Regions from separate parts of the Mus musculus genome. Here all the other regions are linked to region 1. The links are chromatin loops, found by intact Hi-C in ENCODE. Cell type or tissue: heart. All regions are shown on one strand.

The links. A loop is a pair of places that touch in the nucleus more often than their neighbours do. Peaks named below come from ENCODE experiments on the same cell type or tissue, not always from the same donor. Only the 100,000 strongest peaks of a DNase experiment are listed, where the experiment ranks them.
Region 2: a loop joins it to region 1, with 7 times the contacts of the local background. A loop is called at or near these places in 27 of 42 quality-filtered maps.
Region 3: it touches region 1 in a loop (7-fold over the local background); 29 of 42 quality-filtered maps call a loop at or near these places.

Annotation. Positions count from the first base shown.
Region 1 is chr5:120,084,132-120,092,131 of GRCm38, reverse strand. No RefSeq gene overlaps it. Among named protein-coding and RNA genes, the nearest start is that of Rbm19, 28 kb to the left of the region's middle. In heart, a CTCF peak has its summit at 3,389 (motif pointing right); a DNase peak (open chromatin) is centred at 3,371; H3K4me3 peaks cover 532 bases; H3K27ac peaks cover 2,275 bases; H3K27me3 peaks cover 2,683 bases.
Region 2 is chr5:119,736,986-119,744,985 of GRCm38, reverse strand. No RefSeq gene overlaps it. Among named protein-coding and RNA genes, the nearest start is that of Gm42017, 46 kb to the left of the region's middle. In heart, CTCF peaks have their summits at 3,701 (motif pointing left) and 5,428 (motif pointing left); no DNase peak of the experiment used is centred here; H3K27ac peaks cover 690 bases; H3K27me3 peaks cover 1,433 bases.
Region 3 is chr5:119,773,498-119,781,497 of GRCm38, reverse strand. No RefSeq gene overlaps it. Among named protein-coding and RNA genes, the nearest start is that of Gm42017, 9.5 kb to the left of the region's middle. In heart, a CTCF peak has its summit at 3,467 (motif pointing left); a DNase peak (open chromatin) is centred at 5,197; H3K27me3 peaks cover 1,839 bases.

The sequences.
Region 1 (8,000 bases):
CCCGTGATGAAGGACTGGCTGAAGCAGGGATAACAATTTTCCTCCTAATGGCATCAAATAGTGGTGGCTGTGTGGCACCTTCTTTGAGCCTTAAAGAAGGGTAGACACTGGCTGAATGCTAGGCTTTCTAGGCACGTGAGTTACCACACCCGGCATCTCTCAGGTCCCATATGGAAATACAGGTCTTGGCTTTTATTCTTACCCATTTCCCCTCTTCCTATCTCCTAATCTCTTTCAAAACAGAGGCTTCCACCCTGAAGCCTCCACATCTCCAATTTACCAGTGGCCTCACCCCCTCGAAACTGACCCTGGCTTTCTTTTTCATCAGGACCGGAGCTCAAACATCTCTTTACAGCAGGATTATCCCCAGACCCTCCCCACTGACTCTGCCAACGCACACAATCTCCACCTTTCCTCTCCAGCCCAGAGCCTGGCTGTCTGGGGGACAATGAGCCACTTGTGAGTCCTGGTGGACAGCCTTGCCCAGGGTGGTCCCTTGGCGCCTCTGAAAGATGGCCTCTCCTGCCCTGGCTGGGCTAGCCCCATCCAGAGATGACCAGCCTGCCTGGGCTTCTGTTGGCTTCCACTCGGGAAAGGCAAACTCCACATCCTCTCCGCTCAGGGCTTTGAGTTTTCTTGGAAGCATTTGATGATGGTTTGTCAAAAAGCCTATTCTATTCCTTTCCCAAATAAACACTCTATAAAATGATCTGACAGTCAGAGGAGGTGTACCCAGGCCAAGGACTCAAACACAGACAAACTGGGTAATGGCTAGCTTTTCTTTCCTGCTCCAGGCTTAAAGATATTCGGCAGCAATGTAGTGTTCTGTTCTTAACTTTACAAAAAAAATTTTTTAAAAAAAATTAAAATTATGTATGTGTGTCTGGACGTGTGTGTGCAGGTGCCTTCTGAGGCCAGAAGAGGGCGTCAGATCCCCTGGCACAGTAACCACAGGAGGGTGGGAGTCGGGGATTGAATTCCTGTCATCTGCGAGAGCAGTGAGTTCTCTGAACCCCAGAGCTGGCTCTCCTGAGCTCTGTTCTCAACTTTAGAGATGATGCTGTTTGTTTTTTTTTAATATTGCAGATTAACTCCCCCCATCCTGGGTTCATAAGTCTGTTACATTCATACCCTTTTGGAGTGGATCCAGCACACAAGACCCAGGGTCAGTGAGGAGAAACCAGAAGCACACAGACTCCAGTTCCCCACCTCAGGAGACCCAGGCAGCCTACAATGTATAGAATGGCAAACTCTTTGCTTATTTTCAAAGCCAAGGAGGCCACATCTACTCTAGCTGGGGGGGAGGGGGGGAGTTCACAAACAACCTAGAAGCATTTTCCTACCCCCATCCGTGACCTTGGCATCAGTGACCTAGGCAGAGCCCTGCCCAGCCTGTTACCTCAAGTAGCAACAGCATAAGTCCTACCCAGGCACGGATCAAAGAGTCACACCTAAGTGGGCCCCCTGGTGCATGCGCACCTGTGACCACAGCCCTTGGGAGGCCGAGGTAGCAGAATCATGAGTTCAAGTCTAGCCTGGGCTACAAAGCATATTCCAGGCCAGCTCGAGCTGCACAGTGAGTTTGTCTTGGAGAATAACGACTCACACCTGAGGCTTGGAGACATCTGGTGCTGGTCTCCCTAGAAGCAGTTTTAGGGATCACGGCTGGGGTTGAAGCCCTTACTTGGGAGGTAGTCTCAGAGTGTATGGTGTGTCTGTAAGGGTGGTTCTTTAGCCTAGGTATCTGCACTGTCCTTGCAGATCAACAGGGACGGGTGCCCACATGAACTTAGCTTGGAGCCATCGATCTATACAGAACACAGGACAGCTATTGACCATGACAGTGTCGTCTCCAGTCATCAGACACGACGGTAGCATCTCCTGATGATGTAACACTCATGACTTCAATGGTCACCACCCTACTCTGAACCAGGATTCTAGCAACCAGATTTGTGCACCAGTCAAGGAACAAAATTAAAACCACTTCCTTGAAGCTCCCAGAGGGCTGTGCAGAAGCGCGTGTACTTTGCCTGAAGCAGAGAGGGGAGAAACTGTGTCCCAGTCCTTTCTACAGATGGGGCTGAGGACTCAGCGGGGGTGCAGAGGAGAGTCCCGAGATGGGTTGGACACACCTTTACTTGGGGACACAGTGGCATGGTCAACGTTCTGAGTGCATGTGCATGAGAGATGCCATATTGCAGAATCGGGGGTGGAGGTGGGGTGGGGTCTGAACCTAAAAGAGACAGGACTAGGGATGGGGATGGGAGCAATTCCAGGGTGTTAGGAATGGAGCTGGAGGACTTCTTGGAGGTGGTCATGTCAATGGAGCGGAAGCTGGTAGGGCTAAGTAGAGGATACTGGGGGCAGGATGTGGGTGGGGATAGAGGAGAAGCCCCTGGGTAGGCAAAGGGCACAAAACACGAGGAATTCTTAGATACATGTTTCTGTCAGAGAAACGAATGCAATCCTACACTGCCCTCAAATCGACTGACGATGAAACATGCTGGTGAGGATTCAGGCAGAGAACCCAGCACACACCTAGGACGAGAGAGGGAGGGAGGGAGGGAGGGAGGGAGGGAGGGAGAGAGAGAGAGAGAGAGAGAGAGAGAGAGGGAGAGAGAGAGAGAGAGAGAGAGAGAGAGAGAGAGAGGGAGAGAGACTACAGAATCTTTATCCCCCTGCAGCTGGCGGGTGGGGTCAGCTTCCCCACTGTCTGCTGCTGGGACTTCTAGCTTGTTCCTTAGAGTTTGGACTCCATAAACATGTATAGGTCTCGGCTCTGCCTTGGATCAAGGATCCAGGATCAAGATACTGGCAGATATGGTGATTGCTGGGGTGCGGGTGGGGGTGCTTCTCTGCTCAGAGAGAGCCACCTAGTTCAGCGGTGGGGGGCACCTTCATGGCCCACCGCATTCCCAAAGGCCCTCAAGACCTTAGGGCTCAGAATTTCCTGACAAACTTGGGAGGAGAAATGTTAAGACCACAGTCAGGCTTCCTTGACTCTCATCATGGTCTTTTCCTCATTTTTTTCCAGCCTGCGTTCTTCAGTACATCTCAGCCATCCTAGATCTGGTTTTACAAAAGAGCATTCATACGAAAGTGACTAATACCCAAGAGATCCACCTCTTTCTTCTCCTGGTCTTAAGTGTGAACCTGTGTCCCGTTTTTTTCTAGGAAACTGCCTAGAAACTCATTCATGTCAGAAATCTCTTATGGTTGCTGAGACGAGATTTTTTTTCTCCCTCAGGACCTTCGGAGCCAGGTTGGCCTGGTGACAACATAACCAGTGACTTTGGAAGAGCCTCCCTGCCAACCTCCCCGCTCCTTCCGCACCCGCCCCTTTTCCGTCTTCAGTCTAAACTGCCATCAAGTGATGTTTTGCCACAAGGGGGCGCCCGCGCTCTTCAAGCGGAAGCAAGCTACCTTGGCGCGGGCCGGCTTGGCTCCTAGCTCTCGCTCCTTCTTGCCCTCTCTGACATCTTTGATATGGGACTTGGTCTCTCTATGCCTCAGTTTTCCCATCTGAGAACTAGGATGGAATTGTCTCATCCTCTATGGCAACGCCGCTGAAAGAGGCTGAGCATGGTGCTTCTGAGCCTTCCTTTTTGAACGGTGGGGCTCATGATGCTATCGTTCGTGGGACGGTAGAGGAGGGTTAAGAGATCGTCCCTGTAAAGGACCCGGATGATGATGTCAGTTGATTGAATTTTACCTTTTAAACCTTTAACAACTCACATTTATATTTTTATCAATATGACATTCTGCAATTGTTCCTATTAAAAAAAAAAAAAACAAAAAAACAAAAAAAAAAAAAAACAGGAGAGAAATTAGGCCAAGCAGGTGAGAAGAGATGACTTTCTTTCGACCCAGTAGGCCTTCTAGGTACAAACTGTAGCAACAAGACCCAGTTCCTTGTCCATGCTCCCTAAACTCCTCACAGCCCACCCCAGCTCCGGCCCCTTCTGCAAAGAATCCATCTTTGCGCTTCCCAAGGGACCGCTAACTCTGCAGGGGTTGGGGGAGGTCCAGTCTCTCCACCCACGTCACGTGGCCATCTTGAGATGCTTTCTTTCTATTCTCCGAGTAGATTAAACCAGGTTCTCTGCAAGTTCATCAGCCAGGTTCTCTCCTATCAGTCTAAAGATGAATTACCAACAAGGGCAAGTGCTTCAGGAACACTGGCCGTGTTCCCAGCTTGGATACAAGAATATGGAACATGTACAGGTTACGTAAGAGACTACAGGGGCCCCCGCTCCTGCCCCAGTTCTCTCTGACCTCAGGTAGAGGGAACCATGATCATTTCATTTCACACATGAGCCAGGCAAGGCTCCGAGGTCTCTTCCTTCAGCCCTTTCTCTCCTTTCTGAGCGTCCCTAGCAAGCAGGGTGTGGTCACACAGGACAGGGCTTAGCACTGAGCCTGGTACTTATGGAACATTCAGCACACGACTGCTCTTATCATGGGAGGCTCTGAAGACCCTAACTAGGCAGCGGGGGTGGGGGTGGGGGGTTCCCTCCTCCCCGATTTCCTGTGGGAGAGCTGGAGCTGGGTTATCTCAGGGTGCCCTTTCAACCTCTCCGAGGGACGGGGTCAGGGCTGGGGCAGCAGGCCTGCTGGGAACGGGAGGGCTGGCAACATGGTGTGTGTCAGCGTGAGATATACCAGGGAGATGGCTGGAGATGGCCAGGGAGCAGGGCGGGGAAGAAAGGACAAGTAACGATGCCCACGGGGTGGGGGCGGGGTGGAAGAGAGGGGAGAAGGGTACAGGGAGCCAATGGGGACCCCTCCCTGTTCTGGCTCCATTTTGGCAGCTCCTTAAGGTCTTTATTTTAAAAACTTTTATTTGATGTGTGTAAGTGGGTACACGTATGTATGTGCATGTGAAAAGCAGAAATCAATCTTGGGTTATGTTCCTTAGAAACCACATGTGGGATTTGTTTGTTTGGGACAGGACCTCACTATTGAGTCCTACCTGTCATGGCTGTCTTAGATCTGGTTTTGCTAAAGTATAGCCACCCAACACTTTACTAAAGTGTGTGTGACTAATATTATACTAGAGAGCTCCAGCTTCTTTTCCCCAATTTTAAGTGAAAAATTGGGCTATATATATATATATGTATGTACATATAATATACATATAATATACATATAATATACATATAATATACATATAATATACATATACATATATCTCTCTCACACACATATATATTTAGAGAGAGAGATAATATGTTCTGTGTGTGTGTGTGTGTGCGCGCGCGTGTGCGCGCGCGTGGGTGTATTTATATATACATATACCATTCTCCATTTAGTCTTATGTAGACCCGTCTAACTTCAAAGTCGCAGGTATCTTCCTGTCTCTGTATTCCGAGTGACTAAAGGGATGCACCACCATGCCTGGCTCTGTGTAAATGTTTAAGGCACATTCCCACACTGGAGTCTGGGGTTTGCTCACTCAGCTAGGCAGCTGGCCAGTGAGCCCCAGAGATCTGCCCAGCACTGACACATCTGACCCTTTTCTCTGGGGCTAGGGATCTGAACCTGGCTTTTCAGGCTTGCATGGCAAGCATCTTCCTGATTGAGGCATCTTCCCAGGCCAAGGTTTTAATTTTGATGTTTAGTTTTTAAAATTAGCTTTATTTCCTCCTCTTTGAGTGTGTGTGTGTGTGTGTGTGTGTGTGTGTGTTGTAACAGTGCCCAAGTCAAGGTCAAAGGACAACGGGGTTGGTTGGATACCACGTGGATTCCCGGGGATCGAACTCAAGCTGTCTGGCTTAGTGGCAAGCTCCTTTATCTATTTAGCCCTCTTGACACCCCCTGAATACTTAGCTTGTGGTTTTGAGTACTAGCAGGTGTATCTCTTTGAGAAACTTCAGAAAGTTGTGACATCATATCAGTCACTCCTAGATGCATGGGAGCTTCCTGCCCTCTCCTGTTTACACAAACTCACGCAGCCTTGGCTTCCTTCTGCAAAAACCAATCCAAATTATTACTATTTCATTAATGTCTTGGACATGCCTTTAAGTTAAAAAAAACATTGGCATGCCAACCTTATCCTTTTTAATAGCTGCATGCTATTCCTTGCTCTGGCCAGGTGCCTATTGCCCTGCCATTCCCCTGCCGACCGTCAAGGGTTCATGTCCAGTTTGACGTAAGAAGGGTGCTACCACCAACATCCCCATTTTTGTTCTCCGAGGCTCGACTGTTACTGTTCTAGGGTGGGGCTCCAGAAGCGGGCCTAAAGGCCATTCAACTTGGGAGTTTTAGATTTACTGCACAACTTCCCAAAGAGGCCCAAGGCTGTTCCTTGAAAGGTCCATTTCTCTTCTGTTTTATCCTTAAGGCTCCCGTGAGCCCCGGGACCACAAGAAAAAGTTCTTTGCTCTTTTGGGAACAAGACTATCGTTTCCTAGTTGATTTCTTAGCCCGTTTCACAGAGAGGGAGGCAGAAGGCATATCAGGACGTCTGAGGCAGGATGGGGTATGGGGGGTATGGGAGGTGTGGGGCAGGGTGCGGCACAGTGAGGCCTTGGGTACAGAAGAGGGATCCAGGAAACAGGAAGAGGGTCAGTTCCTTGTTACCCTCCTGGGCTCCCAGTGGCCTGAACCCGGCTCCCTGGTGTATTGCGCATGTCCGGGGAGGCCTGGAGTGCCTCTGGCCTCAGTCACAGAAGTAGGAGGGGAGTAACTGGGGCTCAGTGCTGTCCTAGAGGAGTGGGGGCTGCAGGAGCCCAGACGGTTCATCAGCTCCACGGGTCTTTCTGAAGGCACACCCTCGCTGAACTTGATCCTTGCTATGGTACTTCGGTACTTCGTCCTCTGTCTCACCTGTGTCTTGGCACAGCCTATTAACACAGCAAGCCCCGTCCAGGCTTTGTGTTTCTGGTGGAAACACTAAGGTAGTAGCAAGGCTTGAAAGTGTTTGTGTGGGGACATCTTTGTTTTGCAGTCATTTAGCAACAGTTGAGGGAAGTGCCAGCTTGCATGCACACTGCAGAAAAGGAAGTCCTCATCTGGGCGGGGGGGTGGGGTGGGGTGGGGTGGTAACGTGTGAGGCTTCCCAGCATGCACCAGGAGCCCAAGGGTCCAGGTGGTCCTTGCCCTGGCCCTTCAACCTCCAGCAACTGTCCTTAAGAATTATCAATAACACCACCAGACAGGCTGGGTCGCCTCCCACAGCGTCTTCAACCTCCACTGCCTCCACTTTTAGTATCTGTACAATGCCGGCAGTATCTGAGTCACGGGCTTCCAGGCACAGGGATGAGCTTCGAGCTCACCTCCGCGCGGACTGCTCAGGCAGGCACACACTCAGCCACCCCTTCCGGTCCGGTGGACCTCCAACAGCAGTGCCTCAGTTTCTCTGCTTGGTCCCTGGTGACAACTGCGTCTGTCTTTAGGATGGCGGAAGGATCACGTGACTGAGGAGGCGTGTAGCCACCCTTGGTTCCCAATGGAGAGATCAGAGACATTCTCACGGGTGGATTGAAGGGAAAAGAGATAACTTTGTATTTATGTGATCGTATGTAAGCATTTCTATTATATATTTACGTGATCAAGACATACAAAACGCTGGGTGTGGTGGCACACGACTTTAATCCCAGTACTCGGGAGGCAGAGGCAGGCAAATTTTTGAGTTCGAGGCTAGCCTGGTCTACAAAGTGAGTTCCAGGACAGCCAGGGCTATACAGAGAAACCCTGTCTTGAACCCCCCGCGCCCCCAAAAAGACATACAAAATTAAGAAAGTCAAGGCCTCCCCTGGTGCTTCTTAGGGACAATCACCAGTGTTTATCCATGCACTTTCCCATGCCTTCCTACATACTACATGTAAGTGTATAAATCTGGCCTAGACCCCACTCTGTAGACCAGTTTGGCCTTGATTCACTACCTCTGGCTCCTGAGCCCTGGGACCAAAGTCTGCCGCAGTCTTTAAAGATAGCTTTGAAAGCCAAACATTTTGTCTGTATGATTTAAAATGTATTAGTGACCTCAGGAGCGGTGG
Region 2 (8,000 bases), 350 kb after region 1:
TTCTTTAATCCTCACTCCCTCCCTCGAGACCCTGTCGACTGACTGGGCTGGCTTAGTCACACAGCTTTGGGACAAGATTCAGGATGAGTGTTTGAATCGCAGAGCCTCCCGATGGGCCACTTCATACAGCAACCCGTAAACTCGACACATTAATCGTTAGAACTTCATACCATCTTGTGTGTGTGCACGTGTGTTCCTATGAGACAGCTCTTACTTCCAATGCACTTTGTAGAAACATCAGGATGTACCCCCGAGTCAGATGCTAGAAGACCTCAAAGTCTGGGTCTACTCTACATCACCTCTGACCTCACTGTCATAATTACCACCACCATCATCACCATCACCACCACCATCATCACCATTATCACCACCATCACCATCATTACACCCTATGCTCTCTCCATTGAGGCACCTCTATGATGAGGTATCTGCCCCCAAGTGAGCTACCTGATATCCCTGGCCTCCATTTACATTAAGCTTTTGTTTGCCCATCTTTAATTGTACATCAAATATCTGCTTGACCATGGGAAGGTAGTTTTCAACATTCTCCCCTCTGTCACTCTTTCCACGGTATCTGTGGACCTCTTTGTATTTGGTTCTCAGCATCAGCACCAGATAAATATGCACCGAGTTTTAAATTTATATTAAACATGTCCGTAGGGAATTCCCATATCTGGGAATCTGTCTTTTTTTAAAGTAAGTTCTTAGCGGCAGGTTCTGGGTCTCTGAGACCCGTTATCCCGGAAGACTTAATCATGAGAATGCATCCAGGAAACACCAGAGAGCCGTCAGCAACGCAGAGAGCAATCAACAACGCAGATGTGCTTGGCTCTGCAGCCGAGTAGCTTTGTTTGAAGAGCCATGCTCCCCCCAGGCACCAGAGCAGCGTTTAATTTCTCTGGACTCTGTCCTTGATGTGTTGCCTCAGAGAGAGCCCACAGCAGAGATGTGATGGAGGCATCCCGTGGGGGCACGCTGCATCCCCGCATGCCTTTGAACCAACCCCACATCCCAACATGCATCAGTGTGAGCCTTTGAACCAACCCCATATCCCAGCATGCATCAGTGCGAGCCTTTGAACCAACCCCATATCCCAGCATGCCTCAGAGGGAGCCTTTGAACCAGTCCCAAAGACCGGCATTGACACAACACTCATTGGTTTCCAAACAGTGGCCCGGGCGAGAGAGGAGGGTGGGGCCGAGGCCCTCGGATTATATGTGATGCTTCTTCTGTGTTGTCTAACCTGAGATACAGCCTGGCAGCCCGGGCTTCTATCGCACTTTCAGAACCTTCTAGCCAAGAACTTGTTACTTTATCACTGGTTCCAATAACCAAGCTTCTCGATGGATAAACATTCAAGCAAGAAGAAAAAGGCAGAACGGAAATGTCTCTTTATAAAAAAAGATACAGAGGAAAAGAAAAGCAGTGACAGACCATTAGTACAGCTCCTTCCCACAGAACTGGACAGACTTATTATCTTATCTAGGCAACGCCCCCAACACACAGGCACGCACGCACACGTGCACACACACGCACACACCATACACACACACCATACACACAAAACATACATACATACACACCACACACACACACAAACACAAATACAAACACACACAAGCACACATACAACACACTCACAACATGCACAACACACAAAACATACAACTACACATATAAACACACAGAACATATACTCACAATACATAACAAACATATATACAAACACACAACACACATATATACACACAAACACACATTCACACACACAAGCACACATACAACATATATTCACAATACACAGTGCACACAGTACACATACATACAACTACAACACACATACATACACACAAACACACATACATATACTCACAATACACAGCACACACTACACACAAAGCACATATACATACAACACACATATATACACACAAATACACATACACATACTCACAAGCACACATACAACACACTCACTCACAACACACACACGTACACACATCACATATACACACACACACCACACACATATACACACACATATACACGTATGCACAACACACAAACATACGCACAACACACACAGATGCATACACGCAACACACATACACACAAACACACACCACCCACACACTCACATACACACACCACACACAAACGCGCCCACGTGTGCACACACACACCAGGGATGGCTGTCTGCCCCCTATTCCACACTTCTAATCCCTAGAAATTGGTTTCAGTTTTTGCCAAGATGGATGTCGGGCCAGAATGAAAACCAGAGTCGTTTATCTTTACTGCGGCGTTTCCTTCTCTCGTGGCCGAGAGTTCTGAAGATCGGCGACTTGGAGTCGGAATGCCCCTTCCAGAGCGCTTGGGCTCCTGGGTTTGATGATAACGGGAAGGCTCGCCGGCCCTCAGAGGTGTGAAGACTCCTTAGGATGGATGAGGAGATCAGGAGGAAGCAGACAGAGGGCTTTGCAGAACGGGGAAGGGCTGCGGACAGGGCTCACCAGCCCAGATGCAGGCTCAGGCTCCTTCTGAGCCTTCTCTTTAGGAGGGGAGTGGGGCACCAGAGAGCGTCCTGGGCACCTTTTCAATTAAGGGCAGGAGCTGGAGAACCAGAATCCAGTGACAGATTTCTTCCTCTCCTCTGCTCATTGAGGAGAAGAATTCTCTTTGAAGCCAGGGTCTGAAGGCCCAGCCTGCTCAATAAGAAAAGTTTGACTGCTCAGAGAGATCCTGCTGGAGCCTGAGATATGGGGTGAATGGCCGTGAGCACCTCTGCCCCCTTGGTGAAGCCAGGTGTGGTGTGTGTCCTACAGAAAGATGCAGGTCTCTGGGTTTGTGGGCGGCGATTTGTCCAGCACGGACAATTTCTAATTCATTACTCTTCACTCCTCTCGTTTTGGCCTGGGGACTTGAAGTTGCTTTTCTGTTTGTTCAGTTTTGATTGGAGACGGGGTCTTGCAATTGAGCCCAGGGTGGCCTCAAACGCATGGCCCTTCTGCCTTAGCTTCGTGAGCTTGGAGTTGCTTTGAGGAGATCAAGAACACGCACCCTGCCTGTTGCTGCTGTTGCCATTTGGCCGTGGACTGACAGTAGTGGACACTGTCACTACTAGTTTTCCATCCACGGGAGTGAGATGGCAGACGGGACAGGAGGACCTGGCCCAGAAGCAGAGGAGAGGGAAAAAAAAAGTAGATTGTCACTCACTAGCAAATCTGATTCATGAGAGCTGAGGGCACAGGGGAAAGAAACATCACTGTAAAGAACTAATGAAGGCCAAAGAGACCTGTGCTTAAGGGCTGGCGAAATGGCTCAGTCGGTAAGGCACACAAAGCCAGATGGCCTGAGTTCACTCCCTGAGGGCCACTTGGTGGAGGAGTGAGCTAACCCCTGAGAGTTGTCCTCTGATTTCAGTACACGTAACACACACAGACACAGACACAGACACAGACACAGACACAGACACACACAGACACAGACACACACAGACACACACACAGACACACACAGACACACACACACAGACACACACACACACACACACACACACACACACACACACACACACACACACACAGCATTTCAAGGCCTTGGGGCGCAGAGAGAAATCACAACTAGGTAACGGCCCAGAGAACTGAAAATGTGTGTCTCTGGTGCCCTCTAGTGGCCAAAGGCAACCTAAGCAGTGGGCACGCCAAAGCTCCAGGGAACAGAGAGGCAGCTAGTTTCAGATACCTCAGTAGCGAGGACTTGCTAAAGGCACCCCAACAACTCAGGAGAGAACTCCAAGAACAGACCAATGGGATCGCCAGAAATTAGGACACCAGCACTGGTGGCATTGAGTAAGACGATGCAGGGAAGGGGAGGGGAGATTATTAATTTTGTAGACAGCATCTACACAGCAGAGGAAACCAAAACAGAAGTGAAGTCTCAGCGCAGGGAATGGAGATCTTTGCCAACTCTTCATCGAACGGGGATTGGTATCTAGAGTCTATAAGGAATCCAAAGATTAAATGCCAAAATCAAGTGGGTGAGTGAACTGAGCAGGTGGTTCTCAGAAGGAGAAATAGGAATGGCCATTAAACACTGGAAAAGAACCCAACATGCTCAGGCACTGGGGGGATTCCAATCAATACCAGAGGGAAATGACCGAGGGGCTGAGCAATGGCTCAGCAGCTAACAACCGTTCTCAACCTGTGGTCACTACATCCTGGGCAAACCTCTGTCTCCAAAGATATTTACATTAATATTTATAACAGTAGCAAAATTACAGTTACAAAGTAGCAACAAAAATAGTTTTATGGTTGGGGGGGGGGGGAGGTGCCAAACCGTGAGGAACTGAATTAAAGGGTTGCAGCGTTAGGAAGGTTGAGAGCCACTGGGCTGCTCTTGCAGAGGTCCAGGGTTTGATTACCAGCGCTCTCAGGGTGGCTCACAGCCATCTGGCTCAAGACAGACAGACAGACAGACAGCCATAGCTGCTGTGAGGTGATGACTGGGTTATATACTAAGCCAAGCTCCTGCCTGAATTTTTTTTCCTTTCATTCCCTCCCCCACCTCCTCCTTTCCTATCCCTTCTCCCCTGATTCCTCTCCATCCTTCATTTCACTCCCTAGAGAGAGTTTCTCCAACCATGGGTGGTGACAGCTGCCTGCTGGGTTGTTCAGTTGTCCTCCCTGTAGGCTCCTCTTGACCTGTGTTCTGTACCCTCAGCCTTTCAAGACTGCAGTGGGACCCAATGCCAAATGCCCTCCATACGTGCTGGAGTATGGGATGTGTATTCTCTCTCTCTCTCTCTCTCTGTGTGTGTGTGTGTGTGTGTGTGTGTATGTGTCTGTCTGTCTGTCTGTCTGTCTGTCTGTCTGTGTTTCTGTGTCTTTCTGTCTGTCTCTATCTCTGTCTCTGTATTTCTCTGTATCTTCCTGTAACTCTTCTCTCTCTCTCTCCCTCTCCCTCTCCCTCTCCCTCTCCCTCCCCCTCCCCCTCTCCCTCTCCCTCTCCCTCCCCCTCCCCCTCCCCCTCCCCCTTCCCCTTCCCCTCCCCCTCCCCCTCCCCCTCTCCCTCTCCCTCCCCCTCTCCCTCCTTTCTTAGAATAAACTGCTTGAACCTGTTGGGTTCCCTTCAGCTACGACTCCCTGGGGCAGAGAGGAGCTGCCATCTGGGGGAATCTCATCCAAATGTTCAGAAAGTACAGAGGAGGAAGTTGCTGGTTCTTGGACATTTGAAACTGCACTGGTGTGTGACGGGGGAGGGAGGAGACAAACGTGCTTAGTTCACGACCTCTCAAACATAGGGAGATGGCTGAGCAGCTAAGGGCACTGGGTGCTCTTGAAGAAGACCCGTGCATGATTCCCAGTGCCCACATGGCAGCTCACCAGCATCTGTAACTCAAGTTCCAGGGGATCTGATGCCCTCTTCTGGCCTCTAAGGGCATTGCACATACACAGTGCACTTACAAACAAGCACAAGCATACCAGCTCATGAACTCACACATAGAGAAAAGTAAGAATAGATCTTTGAATTAGTGTACAGACCATAGTTTCCTTACAGCTATGGTTGCCCTCCCTGCTCTACTGGCCCCCTCCTCCATCTCTGTGTTCCACCCATCAATCCTTAATTGCACCTTTTTCTGCCTCCAGTATTCCACTTTCATGACTTTAAAAAAACAACAACAAAAACAAAAACTGTTTTCCATAACTAGGTGATGTGGAGCACTCCCACGATCTCAGCGTTCAGAAGCAGGACAAGCAGAGGTCAAGGGCTGCCTGGGCTAAATAGTGGATTCAAGACCAGCCTGGGCTACATAAGACACTGTCTCAAACAAACAACACAAAACATCATCATTAAAAACAACAACAAAGTGCTTCCTGATGTTAAAAACTGAAAGTAGGGGCTGGAGAGACAGCTCAGCGGTTAAGAGCACTGACTGCTCTTCCAGAGGTCCTGAGTTCAATTCCCAGCAATCACATGGTGACTGGCAACCATCTGTAATGGGGTCTGATGCCCCCCTCTTCTGGTATGTCTGAAGACAGCTAGTGTACTCATGTATATACACACACACACACACACACACACACACACACACACACACACACACACATATATATATTAGATAGATAGATAGATAGATAGATAGATAGATAGATAGATAGATAGATAGATAGATTAAAAAAAAAAACTTGGAAGTGAGCTTCCCCCCAAACAACAGCCATAACAACTTGCACATGATGCTACACACACATACCAAGCCACCCACTTCAGTGCCGGTAGCTGGTCTGAATATTCTGCTCTGAGAGAAAGACTAGGATACAGAGCATCAGGGCTGAAGAGATGCTGCAGTGAATAGGAACACAACCTGCAAGAGTATGAAGACCTAAACTCTGCCACATATATGCACACTTAAATACAACACATATGCATACACACTTAAACACACACACATGCCAAGGTCACACATCAACCGTGCTGCTGGGGCAGAGGCAGGAGGATAGCTGTGCTTGCCAGCCACCAGGCTCAGTGAGAGACCTTGTCTCAAGGGGTGATGGAGCAGAAAATGCAATGTCCTCCCCTGACCTCCAGATGAGAGTCCTCACTGACCTTTCTCACATGCACACTCAAGCTTGCATGCACATGCACACATACATACACACAACACACACACAATTACACATACAAACACAAACACACAGCACACACACAACACATACTACATACTCAATACACACAAGCACACATACCACACATACACACACATACCATACACAAAACACACACAACACGCATACAACATATATAACACACATACAAACACACATACAATACACTCACTCACGACACACAACACCCGTGTACACACATACAAATACATACTACACACAAAACACATACAACACACACATATACACACTTAAACACAACACATATGCACAAACACACATACCACACACAAAATACACAACATACATACACACAACACACATATATCCACACATACATACTTACACACATATATACATACACAACACACAAACACACACATATCCACATACACAACACACACACACACAAACATACGTGTGTGCAGAGCCTCATGAAAATCAACCAATAAGAATTTCAAACTACAGGCCAGAACACTGAAGCTGTACATGTCTTAAGCCTTCATCTTTTTTATAACTACTAAATGGTACACACCTATCTTATTATGCCTATATTTAAATTATTTTATGTCACTTTCATAAAGTTATCTGTTACCAAATATTTATGCAAAGCAGGGTTCATTTAACTTAACACTTAACTTTAAATTGACATTTAAGTCATTAGACATAACTATAAGATCAGCTCATATTTGTAATAACAAACTGTGCGTATATTTTATGTTTTTAAAGAGCAATAGGACTGCATTACCAAAGCTGTGCTCATTTAACATATAATGAGGTGTATGATCTGTTGTGTTTATAGCAATAAGTTGTGCACACATTTTATTTATATTAAGAGCATTCTAAAATGTTGACTCCTGTCCAGTCATAGAGACATTGCTTAACTTTGATAATTGGATCACTTAGCCACACAAATTTTTCCTCTTAGCTGATACCAAAGTGACTTTTTGTAAGTGATCAAACGATGCTGGTTTTATATTTTCATCTGTGCTAAACGCAAGTGAGTTTCTTCCTAGACCACAAGCTGCTCCCACAGGCATAAGATAAAAGCAATTTATTGGTATGTATTAATTGCATAAAATAATGATTTTCATTGTACCATTCTCAGATGTATATATAAGATACTTTTCTTTTTCATGAGACAGGGTTTCTCTGTGAAGCCCTGGAACTTGCTAAGTAGACCAGGCTGGCCTTGAACTCTCAGAGATCCACCCATTTGCTCCAGTTGTTGAGATAAATGGTGTGCACCACCACACCTAGGTCCTTCATTTTCAATATCCAAGATACCAATCCTCTGTCAGTTGACTAGCTATCTCTCTAGTCTCAAATATATTTTTA
Region 3 (8,000 bases), 310 kb after region 1:
AATGCAGCTTCCGCTGTTTACTGTTTGTCATGTGGCCTCACAAATCCTCCAAGATGGAGAAAAAACAGATTGGAGGTCCTTTCCCTACTGAACACACACCCTAAGAAAGAGTCTGCATTTGGGTGTGTGAGTCTTTCTTCCTTTAAAAAATGTATTACATTTATGTGTGTGTGCACATGTGCATATGTGTGTGTGTATGAATGCTCATGTGTGTACATGTGTGTGCGTGTGTGCATGTGTGTGCATGTGTGCATGCATGTGTCTGTGTGTGTGCATGTGTGCATGTATGTGTGTGCAAGTGTGCGTGAGTGTGTCCATGTGTGTGCATATGTGTCCATGTGCATGCATGTGTGCGCATGTATGTGTGTGTGTATGTGTGTGTACACGGGTGCGAGAGCACATGTGCAAGCATGCATGGGTACCCACCTGCTGAAGGCACTCGGAAGGAGATCATAAGACAACATGCAAGAGTAAAATTCTCTCCTTTCACCAAGTAGATCCCAAGGATTGAACCCAGGTTGTCAGCCTTGTCAGCAAGTGCCTGCTCAGCCGTCTTCCCAGTCCCTGGCTTTTTAAACATCTGCAAGCCTCATTAGGTCATCTGTAAACTACTGCAAGTGACAGCACTCGGGCTGGAGAGGTGTCAAATTTGTCACCGAATGGCTGCTAGAAGAGCCCTATGCCTTTCAGTGCTCCAAGTGGCACGTGGATGTTTGAGGCCAGAAGCAGGCAGAAGTGGAGAGCCATCTGGGCATGGAGAGATACCCAGAAGTTTGCCTGTCCTCTGTCCCCTCTTCCCAGGTGTGACAGCTACAGATATATCCAGACACGAACCAATGCCTCCACCCACCAGCCACACTGGGGACCGCTACCTTTGCCTAATGCCCTGGACATTATAAGGGCTCAATAAACTCTCCCTCATGTTAATATTGCCGTTATAACAGAGTCACACATTTACTGGACATAAAATGTTCAATTGCTCAATTAACGTAACTCTTCTGGCATTTTAATTGTCTGCGGAGGGGTCCGGTTTCTCTTTCTACCCACAGGCCCTGTGTGTCACATGCTCAATTTAACCTCGGACGCAAACTTCTTCATATTAAGAGCCTTCGAATTGGTCGAGTATCAAAACGCCGATGAAATGAAATTTGGCCATCTTTATTACCCCATAACTCCTCACTTTCTCCTCTTTCTCCCCATTACAGTCTCACACTGAATAGGTTGCAGCAGATTCCCCCCTCCCTTTTAAGACCCTCATTTTACACCAGGGTGTTTTTGCACGGAGCCCCGGGGAAGACAGCAGAAAACATGAAGCCATTCATTGGTGGGCACGTTGGGGTTTGTACCCCAGGGGAATCACTTGGAAAATGATGCAATTATCTGATCTGTATCCATCTCACATTGTCTAACATAGGCACAATGCACACACTGTCCCCTGCTTTCTATATTGAGTCCCTGCAGCCAGCCTCAGGAAATCTGAGAGCCCCGTGCACCTGGCTAAACGCTCTCCCTGTCTCTCTCTAAATAATCTGAGTCTCCAGGTTTTTGAGGATCAACCTGGAATGACTTACAGTCTCCAGAACGTTTTTAAGTAGGGAAATAAATTAGAGCAGTAATAATCATGACAATTATACAATAAATGTCCACCATTGTGAGTTTCCCGGTGGACTTAATAACGTTATTTTGGTGGTGGGGGGATATGGAAATTCCACACACAAGGCAGCTGGTGACATCATCAACGCCAGTGAGAGACGGGTTTCTAAACACCGGACGGACGGCACCAAGACACAGAGTGAGCGAGGTGGTACTGGGGCATTCTGGTTGTGTTTGCAAGGCTTGGGTAATTAAAATCGGCATTTGCGAAATAAGTCTAGGACTTCATGAACATTCCGGATTAGCAATGCTTCTCCCGGCCTCCCCGCCTCCCCTCCTCTGCCTCACCTCTTTCTGGGTCTCTCTTTCTTCATCCTTCCTCTCTCCCTCCCCTCTCTCCTCTCCTCTCACTCAATCCAAGACAACCACAGCTGGCCAAACCATCTCCAAGACCCCACTTCTAATAATCCCAGCTGCAGACTGAAGAAAAATAGGTCTGAACCTAGGAATGACAGCCAGTCCCCAAACAAGACCTTTCCAGGAAGGCTGTAGGCTACAAAGAACATTAGCATCCCCCAACTGGGTGCTGGGATGAAGGCTTGGGTCTGGAATTCTCCCATTTGAGTCACGTGTGGGGAAAGGAGGCAGCCATGAACCAGCCAGACCCAGTTTCCAGTAAGGATGCCACTGGCCATTGGTGCTACATGGTGCTAGGCCTATTAATTCACCTGTGTGGCTCCACTCTTCCCCTGTCGGGAACAATTATTTTACCCACTTTACAGTTATTGAAACTGAGGCCCAGTGGGCACAAGCATGTGCTTGAGGTCACCACAGCTTTGATCAGAAGTAAGAAGACACACCCAGATCAGGTGACCACAGAACTTGAACTCTTAACCTTGATCCTGTCACCAAGGCAACACAAGCAGAAGGGGGGTGCTGTCCTGCCCTGCGAAGCATCCATATCTCTGCCCAGATCTGCAGTGATGAATGTCATACCGCAGTCCTGGGGTGCAGGACTCTAACTGTAGCTACTCAGGTGGCTGAGATAGCAGGATTGAAAACTCCAAGACCTGGTGGAGCATAGTGGTGCATGCTTTTAATCCCAGCACTTGAGAGGCAGAGGCAGAAGGATCTCTGTGAGTTTTGGGCCAGCATGGTCTATATAGTGAGTTCCCATACAGCCAGGGATATACAGAGTGAGACCCTTTCTCAGACAGACAGACAGACAGACAGACAGACATAAAAAGAAAAGAAAAGAAGGTCTAGATCTCTCTGGGCTACAGCATGAGTTTAAAGCAGGTGACCTGGTTGTCTCAGAATTAAAAAGGTTAAAAAAAAATCACAGGGAGTGGTTGGAGAAGTCCTTTAGCAGTAGAACACCTACCTAAAATCTTCAGGGAGGGACTGGGGCCAAGTTCCAAGTTCCACCTGTTTGTCCCATACTGAAAAACCAAACCACTCAAGCAAACAATCAAACAAACATGCTTACAGGCAGCCAACACATGCTACACTCAGATTTGCCCCAAACAGACCCTTGGTGCATTTTCTGGTGTGGGTTTTCTCCTCACTGCCAGGTAGACAAGGTCTCTGTTCCTTTCCAGGTGTGACTGAGAGACCGTTGTATCAGTGAATCTCCAGCGTCCCTTCCACCGTGAACCCAGCTCCTCCCTAGCCTCAGACCACAGTGAGACAGTCCTCAGTTTGAAAAGTGGGCTGATTGATACCCAAGCTGATCAAACCCCTGAGCGAAATTCCACTTTCCTCAAACTCAAGGAAGAGGTGTTCTTTATGCCAAGAGCAGTCCACACACCTTCCTAGGCAGTAACAGCTGCCAGTTTCATCAGAACAAGACCCTTGACTGCCATCTCCTGGAGAACTGATGTAGTAAATAGACATAAATGTGAGAAAGCCAGGAAGGATGTGGGTGGCACCCCCTCTTTTATTATGGTGCCCTGCCTGGACGGCTGTGCAGGATCACCCTGATAGTTCTTTCATTGGATTGTTGGGAAGGTAATCTGGTTTTTCCTAACAGTAAATCCTCCCCAACTCACAGTGCACAGCATACACCACACAAGCTCCTCAGCGTCTTCCTGGTTCAAACACATCAGAGGCCGCTGTTGTGGCCAAAGGACAGTTACTAAGAAACATCATAGGATTCAGTCCCACCTTGTCTCAGTCAACTGCAGTCTGTTCCTTAGTAAGTACTCATCCCCTCTCTCTCCATGCTTCCACACAACCCTTCTGATCACTCAACCCCCTTCTTGTCCCCTGGCCAGGAGAAGGGACAGAGCTCTTTCTGAGTCAGCTCCCCAAACGCTCTCAGCCTTTCTCAGACACTCTGAGCTTCTGAGACTCCTTGGGAAGTCTTATAAAATGTTTACTGTTGCTTGATAAGCTGTGTCCCCTGATAGAAAGTTCTGGAACAGGTAAGGGATAGGATGTCTGGTGTCCAGGTTAGACTATTACTTTGCTATTTACTTTTGGCTAATTTTTTTTTTGTATTTATTATTTGCTATTTACTGTGTGACTTGGACAAGCAACATGACCATGCTGTGTTTAAATTGCTTCACAGATGAGAGGCTGACTTTAAAAAAAAGATCACTCACTGCTTGCTGTCTATCTAGTGACTGTCTTTCCTTCCTTTCCCTGCTCTTCTGGGAATCCAGACTCCACCGCTGTGCTACATTCTCAGCCCATTAGGACCCTAAACCTCACAAATGGATTAATGCCTCTCCTTTTAGATAGAGGCTCACTATGTAGCCCAGGCTGGCCTCAAACACACAATGCTTCTATCTCAGTCACCCAAGTGCTGGGGTTCCAGGTGTGTACCCTGTATCCAGTGTGGTGGTGGTGGTGGGGTGAGTGGCTATGAACTTGGAGGTCTAAGGTCAACCTTTGACGTTGTTTCTTAGGATGTTTTGAGACAGGCTCTCTCCTTGGACCCCAGAGCTCTCTGATGAGGCTGGAATGTCCACAGAGCCCCAGGGATCCATCATCTGTCTCCTCCACCCAGCGCAGGGATTCCGAGCTTGAGCCACCATCTCTGGCTTTTCCCAGGGATTTGGAGGCTGAAGCTCTGGCCCTTCCTTTTGCATAGCAAGCAGTGTTACTGATGCTGTCAACTCCCCAGCCTTTCCGGTTTAGTTATAAAATGACCATTTATAGAAGCAGCAGGGGCTCTGGTCCTGTTTATTTCTGCATGGTAGGCATCACCCAATGTCACATGTGTCTCGGGAGCTCGGTTGCGGCGCTTGAGAAATGTCCTGAGCTCCACAGCTGTTGCATCTCCAAAAACAAATGCCTCTAAAATGAGATGAGATGCTAAGGGCAGCTGGGGGAGGTGGGATGCTGGCGGGCTGGGCTTCCTCTAGAGGTCCTCCTGTCAGTCACAAGATTGTCTCTAACCACCCACCATGTCTTCCTTGCCTCTAGAGTTTGAGGCAAAATCAGGGCATGCTGTTTCCCAACTTCTCCTCTGAGGGTTCCATTCCTCCCAACTCTGTCCCTGGCTCAGGACTTCTGGAGCCATCTCTGTCCTCAGGAGATCTGTAGCTCATTGACATGGCCCTGGAACACAGAGTCCAGGCCTGGGTTGTTACTGGCTAGGAAGGAGTTGTTTTTGGAGCAGTTTGTGCTGGCAGGGCAAAGAGTCAGCTCCAAATGCCAGTCTGAAGGTCGGCAATGCAGGTCTAGGGCTTGGTTTGCAGCCTGCAGAGGGCCCGTGACTTTGAGGGGGGTGGGGCTTCACTTCTCCACATCTGTCCATACTTCCAGTCTTCAAATGTCTCTGAATGTTCATGGGGACAGGAAATGTCTTAGAATATGAAGTTTATGCAGCAATTCCAAAAATCTCTGCAATTTAAAACCTATCATTTAGCTGAAGCACATGAGGGCCCTCCCACTCAGGGCACCAAGTTCTGTATCTGTAGAATGGGAATGGAAGATGGATCCTGAAGGTTTAAGAGAGGGCTCAGTCAGTGAAGTGTTTGCCATGAAATATGAGGACCTAAGTTTAGTTGACAGAAACCATAAGAAAGAAAGAATCTAGGAACAGAGAGAAGATAAGAAAAGGAGGAGGAGGAGGAGGAGGAGGAGGAGGAGGAGGAGGAGGAGGAGGAGGAGGAGGAGGAGGAGGAAGAGGAAGAGGAAGAGGAAGAGGAAGAGGAAGAGGAAGAGGAAGAGGAAGAGGAAGAAGAAGAAGAAGAAGAAGAAGAAGAAGAAGAAGAAGAAGAAGAAGAAGAAGAAGAAGAAGAAGAAGTAATCTAAGAGTGATGGTATGCATCTTAACCTCAGCCTCCCATTGCTGGGTCCCTGGGGCCTACTGGTCAACCAGCCTAGCCAACTCAGTGTGCTCCAGGTCAGGAAGAGACCTTTTCTCAAAACACAAAAACAAGTTGGATGACACCTGAAATTGACCTCTGGCTTCCACACATACATGCACACACATGTATGCATGCTCTCACACATGTGCAAGACATATGCACACTCACACACATGTACACATCTATGTGCAGTATAACACATGTGCACATGTATGTTTGTACACACACGTGTATGGGCATACACTCTCATACATGCAAACCCATATGGAGGCATACTCTTACGCATGTGAACTTTCCTGTACATGTGCACACATGAGCACATGCATGCATACACACACACACAGAATGTCTAAGTTGAGTGTGATGGCTCACATAGGTAATTCCAGCTCCTATAAGGCTTATACAGGAGGATTGTGAATTCAAGGCCAGCCTGGGCTGCCTAGTGAAATCCTGTGCTGAAAGACCAAACATCAGACAAATGAAAGGAAGGATTTTTCTTTGGAGCTGGCAGCAAGGATTCAAGGAGATAATGCTTTGATGATGTCAAGTTGTGTGTCTGGACTGTGGAGCACACTCTATAAATCTGAATCATTATTGTAAAACCATCAATAAAAAAGAGGATTTGGGGCAGAGGAGACCATTCATAAGTCAAGAAAGCTTCGTTCTTTCTTACTCTAGAGCAGTGGTTCTCAATCTTCCTAACACTGTGGCCCTTTAACTCAGCTCCATATGTTGTGGTCATCCCCAACCATAAAGTTATTTTCATTGCTACTTTATAACTATAATTTGGCTACTGTTACAAATTGCAATTAAGTATTTGTGTTTTCCTTTTTCTTTTTTAAAATTTTATTTATTTATTATATGTAAGTACACTGTAGCTGTCCTCAGACACTCCAGAAGAGGGCATCAGATCTCATTACGGATGGTTGTGAGTCACCATGTGGTTGCTGGGATTTGAACTCAGAAGAGCAGTCAGTGCTCTTAACCGCTGAGCCATCTCTCCATCCCCAAGTATCTGTGTTTTCTGATGGTTCTAGACAAACCCTGTAAAAGGAGTTGGAAACCACAGGTTGAGAACCACTGCTGTCTCATATTCTAGTAGGTCTCTTCCATTAGCACCCCTTCTCCAGGGAAGGCACAGCCCAACAGCACATTCCTGGGGAGGAATCCCCGGGACATAGGGAAAGCTCAATCCCTGATCCCAGGAATGGCACTCAGGATGGCTGAGCTTCTCGGCTCAGTCACAGCCAAAGATGTCACAGAGAACCATGTCACGCCTCCAGAGAGAAAAGCAAGGCAACTCTCAGAGAGAACTCTGGCCTGGCAATGACCTGGGCCTCTGGTTTGAAATCACTATGGCATCCTTAAAACACTCCCTTGAAGTTCTCAAGAGCCTGTGCCTCCAACCTATAGCCCAGCATCCAAGTTTGCTGATTTAGTCTTGTCCTTGAAGGCTACAGTGGCCAGGTGATTGAAGATCCACCAGGGAATGCAGGTACAACATTGAAACGAATAACATTTGGGGTATGTTTATAGATACATGTGTGTACACATGTATTTGCATGTGGAGGCCAGAGGTGAAAGTCACGTGTTCGCCACCATCATTCTCTACCTTCATTTTTGAGAAAGGGTCTCTCGCTGAACCCAGAGCTTATAGGTTAAGCTAGGGCAGTTGATGAACCTCAGGGATGAACCTGTCTCTGCCTCCTTAGTGCTGGGATTGCAGGTGTGCACTACCCCACTGATATATTTTCTTTTTTACATGGAGGTCACAGGGGTTTGAACTCACATTTGCATGGCAAACACTCTTACTCAGCCATCTCGCCTGGCTCTAAGACAAATAATATTTTAATGTGATATATTTAATAAATCAAAACTGATGTCAGAGAAAAGGATAGAGGAATATCCCCATCCTTCCCTCCCCTGTCCCCCCTTCCTTCTCTCCTATGCTCTCTCTTCTTCCCCTTCTTCCTTTGGCGGCTTGGGAGCCCAGGAAATTGAACTGAGAGTCTTGTGTACATACTGAATGCTGTACCACAGAGCCATGCCCCTCAACCCCAAGTACAAACATTTTAAACAGTCAAT